Linked DNA regions of Homo sapiens: region 2 is linked to region 1. A link is a loop called in an ENCODE intact Hi-C map of the cell type or tissue named here. Cell type or tissue: GM12878. All regions are shown on one strand. Region 1 overlaps SCFD2 (sec1 family domain containing 2). Region 2 overlaps SCFD2 (sec1 family domain containing 2).

The links. Peaks named below come from ENCODE experiments on the same cell type or tissue, not always from the same donor. Only the 100,000 strongest peaks of a DNase experiment are listed, where the experiment ranks them.
Region 2: it touches region 1 in a loop (4-fold over the local background); 5 of 110 quality-filtered maps call a loop at or near these places.

The regions. Positions count from the first base shown.
Region 1 is chr4:53,174,374-53,179,373 of GRCh38, forward strand. The region is part of intron 4 of SCFD2 (sec1 family domain containing 2); the gene reads right to left. Among named protein-coding and RNA genes, the nearest start is that of SCFD2, 190 kb to the right of the region's middle. In GM12878, no CTCF peak of the experiment used is centred here; a DNase peak (open chromatin) is centred at 2,118; H3K27ac peaks cover 372 bases.
Region 2 is chr4:53,030,445-53,035,444 of GRCh38, forward strand. All of the region lies in intron 5 of SCFD2 (sec1 family domain containing 2), which reads right to left. Among named protein-coding and RNA genes, the nearest start is that of SCFD2-AS1, 110 kb to the left of the region's middle. In GM12878, no CTCF peak of the experiment used is centred here; no DNase peak of the experiment used is centred here; H3K4me3 peaks cover 516 bases.

The DNA.
Region 1 (5,000 bases):
AGACATTATTAACATTATAATGAAATTGTAAAAAATATATATACATACACATCTGAAAAGCAGTCAAAGAAAAATGGATCACATACAAAGAAACTGACATTAAAGTGGCTGCAGATGTATCAATAGCAACAACAGAAGCTGAAAATAGTAAAATAAATAATATCCCAAAATGTTAGTCATCTTTGTGCATTTAGCTCCTATTATAGTGCCAAGTGCACCTCAAAATGCTCCAAAAATGCTGGTCTAATCAATCAACCACTTCAATAAAATGATTAAATTGGGCACAGGGAAGAATGGAAAGAGACTTACATTAATGAAATCTGTAATTGGCTTATTTCCTCATTTGTTAGAGTCCTGGAGTGGGGGAAGGTGCAACAGTAAATTCACGACAAAGTGGGAAACATCTGCTAATATGAAGCAGTAAGTCTTCATACCCACACCTCACCCCTTGTCTTCAGTCAAAAGAAATGACATTTATTCAGTATAGTTAGCATGGGATGTTTTTGTTTATAAGAACGATTTATGTCATCCATATAAATGTTCTGCCTATGCCGTACAGCACAGATGACTGTTTTGCATGTTTGTGACGGACCACAGCTCCATATTGACTATAGAAAGTCTTACTCAGCTCTAATTTCAGTTTACTCTGGGGTTTCAGATTCTGCTGACTACAGACAAAATTTTTCTCCCCCCACAATGGCTGCATACTTTAACAATCCCCATAGAATTCCACAGGAGTCTGAATTGAAATACAGAACTAATAAGGTACCCTAACAAATAGAAAAACTTCAAATCACTTTTAGAGTTAATAACTTCTCTAAATTAAAAAGCAAATATGAATACAGAAATAAGTTTTATTTCTTAAAACAAAGCCATGTAATGTGATATCTTTTAGCTTGGTTTAAATTTTTGAATTTCCTGTTTTCAGGGACTAGGAAATTGGATGTTCAAATTCACTTGAGACAAATTGTAATGTTTTCCAAATAATTAAAATATAACAAAAAATCCTACTAAATTTAAAATTTTATTTGTACATGGAACGAGGCTAAAAATTATTTTAATCTGCAAGTAATTCAATGAGTTCATATAACTACTTCTGAAATTTTTTCATTTCTTTAGCATTCATTATAGACTGAAATTAGTTCCTAATTGAAAATTGAAACTCCTAATTGAAATATTACCATGAATCAGATTTATATCTGTTATTAGTTTATTTATGCCTTATCTTTTCTCAGGAAAGATTTAAAGCACAAAGATCAATGACTAATTTAGGACACTTTGGCATCTTTAAAATTGTCTCCATGAATAATTTATTGGACCTCATGACTATAAGCCATGACACTTTCAAAAATGGAAAAGCACACTAGCAGATAAGACAACTGCCACTTTCAGTGACCCTGGATATACCACTTAGGCTCTCTCCTCATCTATAAAATTGGAACACTGAACAAGAGGATTCCAAAGGTCCCTGGTTCTAGCTTTACAATCCCATAACACATAAGGAATCTTTATATCTTCCTAGTCCCTGACTTCCTTAATTATTCATTAAGGCTCTAAACCCAAGACTGTGAATTTATAACTATTGAGATGATTCTTCTCCCATTCCATTCTTCACACCTTTCTACTTGTCACATAGTTGTCCATTTTCTATTATTTTCTATCTATTCAAATGATATTTTTTACTTTATTTTACAAAACAGTCTCATTCAATTGAGAAAGTGTTCTCAATGTTGAAGATAATAATGGAATGTACCATGATAAAAATGTGTCATTGAATACTTAGATTTCAATTAAATAACAGTCAAACCAGATACATTATAGCCTACCTACAAACAACTTCTTTCAAAAGTCTGCGAATTAAAGTATAAGTAAAACATATTTTGCCAAGTCTAAAAACACTGGATAGATTTTTAAGTTAGTAATACAGACAACACTCAAAGGAAATTTATTTTTGTGAACTGGTAGAATATAATACATAGTTGAAACACATAACTGAAACCCTCCTTAAGCCTCTTAGAGCTCTTTGGGAGTGAACTGCTGAGATACCTTGGGGAGGAAATGAAACTGTTACCTTGGCCAGACAACTTAGCCAACACAGAAACACTCTCACTTTCACCACACCCTAAATTGCCTTTGCTTTCCACTATGAGCTTAGAGAAGGGACCTGAATAGAGAGAAAGGAATAACTACCATGCTAAACAAATGGCAGCTGAGAGAAAAAGCCTTCTAGACCACTGTTCTGACTGCACTGTGAGAAAACTGACAGTTGGGTGGGTCAGACAGAAACAGGTTTTGGATGGGTGCAGTGGCTCACGCCTGTAATCCCAGCACTTTGGGAGTCCAAGGCGGGTGAATCACCTGAGTTCAGGAGTTCTAGACCAGCCTGCCCACATGGTGAAATCCCATCTCTACTAAAAATACAAAAACCAGCTGGGTGTGGTGGTGGTTGCCTGTAATCCCAGCTATTCGGTATGCTGAGGCAGGAGAATCACTTGAACCCGGGAGGCAAAGGTTGCAGTCAGCTGAGATTGTGCCACTGCACTCCAGCCTGGAAAACAGAGTGACAACAATCTCAAAAAAAAAAAAAAAAAGAAAGAAAAAAAAGAAAGAGAAACAGGTTTTAAACAGGTAGACATCATGAAATCAAATGTACTTCCTTCTTCTTTATCTGTTTCCTGTTCCCTTTTTGTTAGCTTTTCCTTCTTCCTCTTCCTTTTCTTCACCCATTCATTTTTACATTTCTTTAACAAATGTGTGTTCAGGCACTGAGTGCCAGATAGAAGAGATACATTGGTGAATAAACAACATAGGTCATCCCCTTATAAAGCTTAGAGTCTAGTGGGGGATAGAATCATATAAGCAGACAATGATAAAACAGAGAGTTAGTTGAAGAAAGTAAATAGCATCCCTGGTGTTACAGTAATACATGCTTGGGGCACCCAATCCACAATTGAGGTATCAGGTAAAGAAAGCATCCTGGAGGAAGTAAAGACCATGCAGAATCTGGAGGAGAGAGGGCCAAGGAGTGGGTTAGGAGAAGGGAGAGGGTATTAAGGTTTATTTATTTGTTTGTTTGTTTGTTTGTTTTGTAACTCAAAGTAAATTGAGCAAAAAAGTAAAAATAAAAAACAATAAGAAATGAAAAGGAGGACTGGGAGAGGAGCCAAGATGGTCGAATAGGAACAGCTCCGGTCTACAGCTCCCAGCGTGAGCAATGCAGAAAACGGGTGATTTCTGCATTTCCAACTGAGGTACCGGGTTCATCTCAGTGGGGAGTGCCAGACAGTAGGTGCAGGGCAGTGGGTGCAGCGCACCGTGTGCGAGCCAAGGCATCGCCTCATCCGGGAAGCGAAAGGGGTCAGGGAATTCCCTTTCCTAGTCAAAGAAAGCAGTGACAGATGGCACCTGGAAAAGCAGGTCACTCCCACCCTAATACTGCACTTTTCTGATGGGCTTAAAAAATGGCACACCAGGAGATTATATCCTGCACCTGGCTCAGAGGGTCCTACGCCCACAGAGTCTCACTCATTTCTAGCACAGCAGTCTGAGATCAAACTGCAAGGTGGCAGCAAGGCTGGGGGAGGGGCGCCCGCCATTTTCGGGTTAGTTGTTTGATTAGGTAAACAAAGTGGATGGGAAGCTAGAAATGGGTGGAGCCCACCACAGCTCCAGGAGGCCTACCTGCCTCTGTAGGCTCCACCTCTGGGGGCAGGGCACAGACAAATGTAAAGACAACAGTAACCTCTGCAGACTTAAATGTCCCTCTCTGACAGCTTTAAAGAGAGTAGTGGTTCTCCCGTCATGCCTGAGAACAGGCAGACGGCCTCCTCAAGTGGGTCCCTGACCCCCGAGTAGCCTAACTGGGAGGCACCCCTCAGTAGGGGCAGACTGACACCTCACACAGCCGGGTACTCCTCTGAGACAAAACTTCCAGAGGAACGGTCAGGCAGCAACATCTGCGGTTCACCAATATCCGCTGTTCTGCAGCCACCACTGATGATACCCAGGCAAACAGGGTCTGGAGTGGACCTCTAGCAAACTCCAATAGACCTGCCGCTGAGGGTCCTGTCTGCTAGAAGGAAAACTAACAAACAGAAAGGACATCCACACCAAAAACCCATCTGTACATCACCATCATCAAAGGCCAAAGGTAGATAAAACCACAAAGATGGGAAAAAAACAGAGCAGAAAAACTGGAAACTCTAAAAATCAGAGCGCCTATCCTCCTCCAAAGGAATGCAGCTCCTCACCAGCAATGGAACAAAGCTGGACGGAGAATGACTTTGACGAGTTGAGAGAAGAAGCCTTCAGACTATCAAACTACTCCGAGCTACAGGAGGAAATTCAAACCAATGGCAAAGAAGTTAAAAACTTTGAAAAAAAATTAGACGAATGGATAACTAGAATAACCAATGCAGAGAAGTCCTTAAAGGACCTGATGGAGCTGAAAACCAAGGCACGAGAGCTACGTGATGAACGCAGAAAGCCTCAGTAGCCGATGCGATCAACTGGAAGACAGGGTATCAGTGATGGAAGATCAAATGAATGAAATGAAGTGAGAAGAGAAGTTTAGAGAAAAAAGAATAAAAAGAAAGGAACAAAGCCTCTAAGAAACATGGGACTCTGTGAAAAGAGCAAATCTACATCTGATTGGTGTACCTGAAAGTGATGGGGAGAATGGAACCAAGTTGGAAAACACTCTGCAGGATATTATCCAGGAGAACTTCCCCAATCTAGCAAGGCGGGCCAACATTCAAATTCAGGAAATACAGAAAACACCACAAAGATACTCCTCAAGAGGAGCAACTCCAAGACACATAATTGTCAGATTCACCAAAGTTGAAATGAAGGAAAAAATGTTAAGGGCAGCCAGAGAGAAAGGTTGGGTTACCCACAAAGGGAAGCCCATCAGACTAACAGCTGATCGCTCGGCAGAAACTCTACAAGCCAGAAGAGAGTGGGGACCAATATTCAACATTCTTAAAAAAAAGAATTTTCAA
Region 2 (5,000 bases), 140 kb before region 1:
CAGAGTCTCATTCTGTCACCCAGGCTGGAGTGCAGTGGCGCGATCTCAGCTCACTGCAACCTCTGCCTCCTGGGTTCCAGCGATTCTCCTGCATCAGCCTCCCGGGTACCTGCGACTACAGACGCATGCCACCATGCCCAACTAATTTTGCATTTTTAGTAGAGACGGAGTTTCACCATGTTAGCCAGGCTGGTCTCGAACTCCTGACCTCAGGTGATCTCCCTGCCTCAGCCTCCCAAAGTGCTGAGATCACAGGTGTGAGCCACCACACCCGGCCAATCTAGCAGTTTTTATGAAGATAAACACATACTTACCTATATGACCCTGTAATTCCAATCTTGAACATTCACCCAAGTGAAATTAAAGTTGATGGACATATAAAAGCCAATACATGCATATTTATAATGGCATTATTGATAATTTCAAAAACTGGAAATAATTCAATTCACCTGGCTAATGAATAAATACATTGGTACTCCCACACAGCAGAAGACTTCTTTTCTATAAAAATAATTAAACTCTTGACACACATAACAAATGCATTATGCAAAGTGAAAGAAGCTATATTTAAAAGGCTACATCCAGGAGAGCTCTGGCTGGCATCTGGTAGGTGCCCCTGTGGGATGAAGCTTCCAGAGGAAAGTCAGCAATCTTTGCTGTTCTGCAGCCTCCACTGGTGATACCCAGGCAAACAGGGTCAGGAATGGACCTCCAACAAACTCCAGCAGACTGGCAGCAGAAGGGCTTGTTAGAAGGGAAACTAACAAGCAGAAAGGAAGAGCACATCCACTCAAAGACCCCATCTGAAGGTTACCAACATCAAATACCAAAGATAGCTAAATCCACAAAGATGGGGAGAAACCAGTGCAAAAAGGATGAAAATTCCAAAAACCAGAAGGCCTCTTCTCCTCTAAAAGGCCTCTTCTCCTCTAAAGGATCACAACTCCTTGCCAGCAAGGGAACAAAACTTGACGTAGAATAAGTTTGACAAACTGACAGAAATAGGCTTCAGAATGTGGGTAATAACAAACTCCTCTTAGCTAAAGGAGCATGTTCTAACCCAATGTAAGGAAGCTAAGAACCATGACAAAGACAAAAGTTTAGACGAACTGCCCACTAGAATAACCAGTTTAGAGAAGAACATAAATGACCTGATGTAGATGAAAAACACAGCACGAGAACTTCATGAACCATACACAAGTTTCAATAGCCAAATTGATCAAACGGAAGAAAGGATATCAATGATTGAAGATCAACTTAATGAAATAAACAGTTAAGACAAGATTAGAGAAAAAAAGAATGAAAAGGAATGAACAAAGCCTCTAAGAACTATGGGACTAGGTGAAAAGACCAAATCTATGTTTAATTGGTATACCTGAAAGTGACGAGGAGAATGGAACCAAGGTGGAAAACATACTCTTCAGGATATCATCCAGGAGAACTTCCCCAACCTAGCAAGACAGGCCAACATTCAAATTCAGGAAATACAGAGAACACCACAAAGATACTCCTAGAGAAGAGCAACTCCAAGACATGCAATCATCAGATTCACCAAGGTTGAAATGAAGGAAAAAATGTTAAGGGCAGCCAGGCAGAAAGGTCGGGTTACCCACAAAGGGAAGCCCATCAGAGTAACAGTGGATCTCTTGGCAGAAACTCTACAAGCCAGAAGAGAGTGGGGGCCAATATTCAACATTCTTAAAGAAAAGAATTTTCAACCCAGAATTTCATATCCAGCCAAATTAAGCTTCATAAGTGAAGGAGAAATAAAATCCTTTACAGATAAGCAAAAGCTGAGAGATTTTGTCACCACCAGGCATGCCTTACAAGAGCTCCTGAAGGAAGCACTAAACATGGAAGGGAACAATCGGTACCAGCCACTGCAAAAACATACCAAATTGTAAAGACCATTGACACTATGAAGAAAATGCATCAAGTAATGGACAAAATAACCAGCTAGCATCATACTGACAGGATCAAATTCACACATAACAATATTAACCTTAAAGGTAAATAGGCTAAATGCCCCCAATTAAAAGACATCGACTAGCAAATTGGATAAAGAGTCAAGACCCATCAGTGTGCTGTATTCAGGAGACCCATCTCACCTGCAAAGACACACATAAGCTCAAAATAAAGGGATGGAGGAATATTTACCAAGCAAATGTAAAGCAAAACAAAAACAAAAACAAACAAAAAACAAAAAACAGGGGTTGCAATCCTAATCTCTGATAAAACAGACTGACTTTAAACCAACAAAGATCAAAAGAGACAAAGAAGGGTATTACATAACGGTAAAGGGATCAATGCAGCAAGAAGAGTGAACTATCCTTAATATATATGCACCCAATACACAAGCACCCAGATTCATAAAGCAAGTTATTAGGCCTACAAAGAGACTTAGACTCCCACACAATAATAGTAGGAGACTTTAACAAACCCTTGTCAATATTAGACAGATCAATGAGACAGAAAATTAACAAGGATATTCAGGACTTGGACTCAGTTCTGGACCAAGCAGACCTAATAGACATCTACAGAACTCTCCACCCCAAATCAACAGAATATATACTCTTCTCAGCACCTCATTGCACATATTCTAAAATTGACCACATAATTGAAAGTGAAACACTCCTCAGGAAATGCAAAAGAATGGAAATCAGAACAAACAGTCTCTCAGACCACAGTGCAATCAAATTAGAAATCAGAATTAAGAAACTCACTCAAAACTGCCTAACTACATGGAAACTTAGCAACCTGCTTCTGAATGACTACTGGGTAAATAACGAAATGAAGGCAGAAATAAAGATGTTCTTTGAAACCACTGAGAAAGAAGACACAACATACCAGAATCTCTAGGACACATTTAAAGCAATGTGTAGAGGGAAATGTATAGCACCAAATGCCCACAAGAGAAAGGAGGAAAAATCTAAAATTGACATCCTAACATCAAAATTAAAAGAACTAGAGAAGCAAGAGCAAACAAATTCAAAAGCTAGCAGAAGACAAGAAATAACTCAGATCAGAGCAGAACTGAAGGAGATAGAGACACGAAAAATCCTTCAAAAAATCAATGAATCCAGGAGCTAGCTTTTTCAAAAGAACAACAAAATAGATAGACCACTAGCCAGAATAATAAAGAAGAAAAGAGAGAAGAATCAAATAGATGCAATAAAAAAAGATATAGGGGATATCACCACTGATCCCACAGAAATACAAACTACCATCAGAAAATACTATAAACACTTCTATGCAAATAAACTAGAAAATCTAGAAAAAATGGATAAATTCCTGGACACAACACCCTCCCAAGTCTAAACCAGGAAGAAATCGAATCCCTGAATAAAGCATAACAAGTTCTGAAATTGAGGCAATAACAGCCACCCAACCAAAAAAAGTCCAGGACCAGACAGATTCATAGCCGAATCCTACCAGAGGTACAAAGAGGAGCTGGTACCATTCTTTCTGAAACTATTCCAAGCAACAGAAATAGAGGGAATCCTCCCTAACTCATTTTATGAGGCCAGAATCATCCTGATACCAAAACCTGGCAGAGACACAACAAAAAAAGAAAATTTCAGGCCAATATCCCTGATGAACATCGATGCGAAAATCCTCAATAAAATACTGGCAAACTAAACCCAGCAGCACATCAAAAAGCTTATCCACCATGATCAAGTTGGCATCATCCCTGGGATGCAAGACTGATTCAACATATGCAAATCAATAAACGTAATCCATCACATAAACAGAACCATAACCAATCACACAATCACTATATGATTATCTCAATAGATATGCAGAAAAGGCCTTCAACAAAATTCAACACCCCTTCATGCCAAAAACTCTCAATAAACTAGGTATTGATGGGATGTATCTCAAAATACTAAGAGCTATTTATGACAAACCCACAACCAATATCATACTGAATGGGCAAAAACTGGAAGCATTCCCTTTGAAAACCAGCACAAAACAAGGATGCCCACTCTAACCACTCCTATTCAACACAGTGTTGGAAATTCTGGCCAGGGCAATCAGGCAAGAGAATGAAATAAAGAGTATTCAAATAGGAAGAGAGGAAGTCAAATTGTCTCTGTTTGCAGATGACATGATTGTATATTTAGAAAACCCCATCATCTCAGTCCAAGATCTCCTTAAGTTGATAAGCAACTTCAGCAATGTTTCAGGATACAAAATCAATGTGCAAAGATCACAAGCATTCCTATACACCAATAACAGACAAACAGAGAGCCAAATTATGAGTGAACTCCCATTCCCAATTGCTACAAAGGGAATAAAATACCTAGGAATCCAACTTACAAGGGATGTGAAGGACCTCTTCAAGGAGAACTACAAACCACTGCTCAACGAAATAAAAGAGGACACAAACAAATGTAAGAACATTCCATGCTCATGGATAGGAAGAATCAGTATTGTGAAAATGGCCATACTGCCCAAAGTAATTTATACATTCAATGCTATCCCCATCAAGCCTCCACTGACTTTCTTCACAGAATTGGAAAAAACTATTTTAAACTTCATATGGAACCAAAAAAGAGGCCACATAGCCAAGACAATTCTGGGCAAGAAGAACAAACCTGGAGGCATCACGCTACCTGACTTCAAACTAGACTGCAAGGCCACAGTAACCAAAACAGCATGGTACTGGTACCAAAACAGAGATATAGACCAATGGAACAGAACAGAGCCTCAGAAATAACACCACACATCTACAACCATCTGATCTTTGACAAACCTGACACAAAAAAGCAATGGCAAAAAGATTCCCTATTTAATAAATGGTGTTGGGAAAAACTGGCCAGCCATATGCAGAAAACTAAAACTGGATCCCTTCCTTAAACCTTAAGCAAAAATTAACTCAAGATGGATCAAAGACCTAAACATAAGACCTAGGACCATAAAAATCCTAGGAGAAAACCTGGGCAATACCACTCAGGACATAGGCATGGGCAAAGACTTCATGTCTAAAACACCAAAAG